2 separate regions of the Homo sapiens genome follow, and region 1 is linked to region 2. The links are chromatin loops, found by intact Hi-C in ENCODE. Cell type or tissue: chondrocyte. All regions are shown on one strand. Each heading gives the region's core, and the rest is flanking DNA. Links, peaks and the distances in the headings are about the cores only.

Evidence for each region. Peaks named below come from ENCODE experiments on the same cell type or tissue, not always from the same donor. Only the 100,000 strongest peaks of a DNase experiment are listed, where the experiment ranks them.
Region 1: it touches region 2 in a loop (2.4-fold over the local background); 15 of 110 quality-filtered maps call a loop at or near these places.

Annotation. Positions count from the first base shown.
Region 1 is chr7:28,035,727-28,038,548 of GRCh38, forward strand. All of the region lies in intron 1 of JAZF1 (JAZF zinc finger 1), which reads right to left. It overlaps LOC105375208 (a long non-coding RNA gene), which reads left to right and starts at 1,790. Exons shown (of 4, transcript XR_001744910.3): 1 at 1,790-2,159; 2 at 2,323-2,471. RefSeq lists an enhancer at 1,176-2,375. In chondrocyte, for the core only: no CTCF peak of the experiment used is centred there; no DNase peak of the experiment used is centred there.
Region 2 is chr7:27,743,938-27,746,759 of GRCh38, forward strand. All of the region lies in intron 1 of TAX1BP1 (Tax1 binding protein 1), which reads left to right. Among named protein-coding and RNA genes, the nearest start is that of TAX1BP1-AS1, 4.7 kb to the left of the region's middle. In chondrocyte, for the core only: CTCF peaks have their summits at 1,323 and 1,545; no DNase peak of the experiment used is centred there.

The sequences.
Region 1 (2,822 bases), core at 323-2,822, 290 kb after region 2:
AGATGTAAACCAGAAAATATACACCCGATTAATATTTCTTCTGGGTTTTCAAAACCCAGCAAAGCTTTCAACCATTGTCCTGAACAATTCTCAATTTCAATTCTAAAGCAACAGCAACCTGAAACCCTGAGAACAGACCATAGACATGTATGACAATAAATACATGAAAATAAAGGAGAAAAATTAAATGCAATTGTCAAATAATATCTTTAAGTGGAAGAAGATATATTTGTGAAAATTCAGCAGGAAGACCTTATCTTTTTTTCTAACAATGTAACATACATAAAGTCCAATGGAGTAGCTCTAGCCTCTCTATAAGTACATGTATGTGAGATGATTGCCAAGGACCTTTGCAACTTTACTCAGTAAATTATAATCATTTCTTTGTCTTGATGCACTAATATGTAACAACTGTGGGGGAAAATACAAGTAAATAACACCTTCCCCCAACCAGTCATTTTAACATGCAGCACTCTGCAATAATTATGATTCCATTATACATTCAAGTCCACCAGGACAGCAGCCCTGCCTAGAATAAACTTCAGGTTAGAGTCAGTCTGATAAACACTGATTAACAAACTACTGACATAGTAACAAACTAAAACCTATCTGACTTCTATAGTGATTTTTTTCTTATGTTTTGTACAGTTATTGGGAGCATGCATATTATTTGAAAATATTAATAACCTGAAGTTGTTTTCCTTGTTTATTCTTCATCTGGTGCCATAGTCTTCACTCATTTTTGGGGGGAACAATGAGGATGCAAATAGAAGTGGTAGAGTAACGCAACCTCACTCTGCAGGCAGCTTTGGACACAGAGCATCTTGAAAAAGGCTCGCACTGGAGGAGGTAGGGTCATCTCTGGAGGACATTTGGGCTTCCTCATGGCACACAGATTATTCTGGGGCCTGCCCCAAATGCCATGATGCCTTGTGCCAAACAGAGGAAAGGAGGGAAAGCTACCTTCTTAACGTGGGTTAGTGGCTTTTACCTCCCTTTATTAGACACCTAGAGGTTCCTAACCCTGCCTGGGCACTCAGGGGTATGGGATGTTGGGGGTGAGGCTGTGCTCCTGGAGAAGGTAGGAAAGTATGGTCAGGGATGGGGAGAAACATCTGCAAAGAATGCACATAGCAAGACCAGAGAAAGTGAATAACCAGCAACCCTCACGGCAGCCCATTGGCATCTACAGAACAAACTCCCTCTAGGTACAGCAGATGCCAATCTTTTGGCTCACTAATGGGCACAGTTCAGTGGCCCAGTTTACTTTAGGAAGAATCTGGGCCTGGGGACAAGGGAACACAGTGGAGCACACCCTTACTGGGGTGCAGAGGGAATCAATCTGTTCAGAGTTTATTTGGGTACGTGCAGAACTTGCTTAACTGTCCACCTCTGCCTGAAAAGAGACAATTATGATGTAGGAAAAGAAAAAGCAGCAAGACTAGATGTACTCAAACACAATAAATATTATGTTTTCTTGCAAATGTCCTCAGCAATGAGATACAGAAGCAGAGGAATTTAAAGAGCACATCCAAGAGATCTGCACAGTCAGAGAAATCAGTGACTTTGTTTTATGTTTCAGTTTTCCAGGCAGGACCAATTAAACCTGTCTTAATAAAATTCTCAAGCAATGCTGACATGATTCATCTGTGTAGTATTATAAGAGTTTAGCAGGCCCCATTTTAACCTTGGTCGAGTTTTATGACTCATGTAAAACATTCTGAAAATGACTCAGGGAAAAAGAGGGGACATAGTGAGATAAAAGTGGAAGAGGTGAGTCATGAGATCTGAGTTCTTATTCCCCAGATCAGTAACTAGCTGTGCGGCTTTGAACGGGTCCCTTCACTTCTCAGAGCCTCTTTTTCCTCGTGTGAAAGAAAGGGAAGGAATTTTTACAGTTTTATTTGTATGTGTCTATTTCATCTCCATTTTATTAAAAACTGGGCTCAGGTTGAACACACTTGGTCAAAATGAACCCTCTTTCTAAATGCCAATTCACAGGATTGTTCCATATCCAGAGATGTGTGGATGGAAAGGTTCCTTATTCAAATCTTATTAATGAATTCCAGACACCCAGGACACCCCCAGCAACAAGGAATCTTTCGCTGAGTTGGTTCATGCCATTTTTGGACAGCATGAATTATCACAGATGTCTCCAGGTAATATGTCTCCTCATAATTTCTACGTCAAACTCACTTTTCTCTACTCTAGTCACATGTATGCATAAATTGCTTTACTAGAAATGGGCAGAGAGATTTTGGAATTTTCATTGCCAACATCACAATTTCAAATAGGAAAAATAAAAAGCTTTTTTTCTTCCAGCAGAGAATGCATGAAACTCAGTTGATAATTCTTACAAATGGTACCAAACAAAGGAAGAAAATACCAGAACCAATGGGCTAATGCAACACAATACAAAGAACAGAGGAGAATGGGAATTTCCATGAAGTGGGTAACCTATTTTTGGCAAGGTAAATGAAACATTAACATATTATATTAGAGTAATTCAGGTGAAAGAAAACATACAGCCTATAAACTTTGGGATGGGGGAATGATTGTGGCAAATAGCTTCTCACTGTGCTTGTATTAGCATAACTAGTAGATATAAGCTCATTTTTCAGGGTTTTATGATTCTGACACTATAAATCCAAAGTAGACTTGAACTTGTTAAGTACATGATTCATATAATTTTGTTTACATAACTGAACTAAAGAAAGGAAGACAAGATAAAAATTCTACTACGGAATTTGTTGTTTTCTTTCAAGCATTTACAAATATTAGAGATAATCTTCCTTTTTATTTAAACAAAACTGTTTAACATC
Region 2 (2,822 bases), core at 202-2,701:
TGGGACTACAGGCGCCCGCCACCGCGCCCGGCTAATTTTTTGTATTTTTAGTAGAGACGGGGTTTCACCTTGTTAGCCAGGATGGTCTCGATCTCCTGACCTCATGATCCACCCGCCTCGGCCTCCCAAAGTGCTGGGATTACAGGCGTGAGCCACCGCGCCCGGCCTAGTATCTTTATTTTTTATTTTTATTTATTTTTTATTTTTGAGACGGAGTCTCGCTGTCACCCAGGCTGGAGTGCAATGGCGTGATCTCAGCTCACTGCAGGCTCCGCCCCCCAGGGTTCACGCCATTCTCCTGCCTCAGCCTCCCGAGTAGCTGGGACTACAGGCGCCTGCCACCTCGCCCGGCTAATTTTTTGTATTTTTAGTAGAGATGGGTTTTCACCGTGTTAGCCAGGATGGTCTCGATCTCCTGAACTCGTGATCCGCCCGCCTCGGCCTCCCAAAGTGCTGGGATTACAGGCGTGAGCCACCGCACCCGGCCTAGTTTAGTATCTTTAAATGATAAAGACTAGAAAAACACAGAATCACCATAATTATATTATCACACATAACAAAATTACCTTATTTTTGAATTCTAATTGTTAGGACTGGCAAATTATATTTAGTATTTATCTAAATTAAAAAGCTTAATTTGGCTTCATATGTTTAATGTACAGAAGTTCTTACTATGGTCTATTTTTCAGTAAGTTCACTAAGGCTTACATTTTTGGGCTAAAGTAAAACAAGTATTGGGAACCACTGGAAAAATACTACCACAAAAGTCAAATCTGCTTTGGGCTTGAAAAAGTTACAAGAGGAGTAAGTAAAGATAACATTGAAATGCTTCCCTGCCCCCACCCCATGTTTATTTTAGCTGTATACATAACTGAGTGCCCACTATATATTATTTATCTTTTTTATAGACATTAATGCATTCGCAAAATAATAAAATTGGAATTTAGACCAAAGACTTTATAATATACAGTTTACAGCATAACACACATAAAGAAATTCTAGAGGCATTGGAACTTGGGGAAGTGTAGTAGGAAACCTGGAAGAGGGCACTGTAGCCAGCATGTATAAGCATTTCTGATTTTGTTTCCCAGCCAAATGTGTCTGGCCCCTTAATTGTTGACTGGACGTTTCATACTTATCCTTGGCTTGCCTACTTACTATACTCCTGTTTGTAGAGGTGCACTTTAGAGAAGGGGAATCAGAATTTGACATGGTAAAGCTGCTTGCTTCTACTTTCCTTTTTGTGTAGGGAGTGTACTTCTCTCCAACTGAGAGGAGGTTTGTACTTTTTCTCAGGATGTTAGTGAAGCTACACTTCCCAGGCATTACCACAAGGTGATGCAGTGACTTTGCATATTATTTCTCCACTCCCGTGCGACCTTGACATTCTCAGTGAATTCCAACATTTTTGTAAGCTTGCCTAAGTCTGTTATCTGTAGGAGGAGTGAACCAGAGGAACTATGTGGGAATTAGAAATTTTATTATTTAAAATGGGTTGATAATGACATAATTATATTTGATTGCATTCATCCATGTAAACTTTTTAAATGATTAGTAGCTATATTGTAATTTAATAAGAGTAAAAAATGACAAGGTACTGGAATGACTTTTGTAAAATATTTCTATAATTATAGCAATGAAATTTTAAAAAGATTGGAGTGTTGGAGAGAGATTAATGAAGGCCATTAATAGGATAATCACAAATTATTTTACTTTTCAGACTTGTAACCATTGTGAATACTATATTTTAAAGTGAAATACTAGTGTTTTCTATTAGAAAATGTGAAATTCAGGGGAGGGTTTAAAAATGGAATTTCTTGTTAATAGGGCTATTTAAAACAATAGAAATAATACATTTATATATACTTGTAAAAATTCAAACAATAAATTGATGTAAAATTTAAGGTCCTTAAGTCTTCTTTTTACACACATCCCTTATAAGACTATTAACTCTATAGTGTATACTTCTTGAGTTCCTTTTGATGCATTTGTAAACATATACAAATACATATATGTATACCTATGTGCTATTTTGTACCTCAAAAACTTCAGTGAACTAAAAGTATAAGGTTGGATTGTGGGTTTTTAAAAAACTGTTATAATTGAGGTTAACAGAAGTTGAAACACTTTTGCCTTGTTTTATAAAAAAAATAGTTACAGCTTTGTTGGTTTAATTTATTTTAGGAAATGATATGTTAAATTTTAAGAAAAAAGTATTATCCTTAATCAGCTTTTGATTAAAAACATGGGACGTTTATTCTAAGCTAGTTTATTTCCTTCTTACTGAATATCTTTCTTAAAGGAAGCGTGACTATTCACTCACTTCATAGAAAAATATTATTCTCTTAATTCAGTTTTGGTAGTTGTATCTAATAGATGTTGGTTCTGTTGATTTAGCTATAGTTTCTTTTGTTGGTGTCTTGTAACCAGTAGTGAGTTTTTTTTTTTTCTTTTTTTTTTAAAGAACTGGAATTGGTGTTTTTTTTTTTTTCCTTTGTGAAGCCAGTGACTTGAGATAATCATTAATGACTTCATTAGTATCATGACCTCCCTGGGAGCCCAAATTAGCTCAGACAACTCAAAGAAACAAAATAATAAAACTCTTCAGTTATTTTAGGCAGAGTTCTCCAGTGTTTGTAAATGCTACCTGTTCATTTTTCTGATGGCTTTAGGTTACCAGGTAGAGAGTATTCATAGTTAAGTCTTTCCATGAAATATGGTTGCTGGTAGCAAAGTCCCTTTATTAGTGCAGAGGTAAAGGGGGATTGCTACTGAATATACTCTTTATCTTGGAATGCTTGCAAACCTCAGGTAGGGAGAGG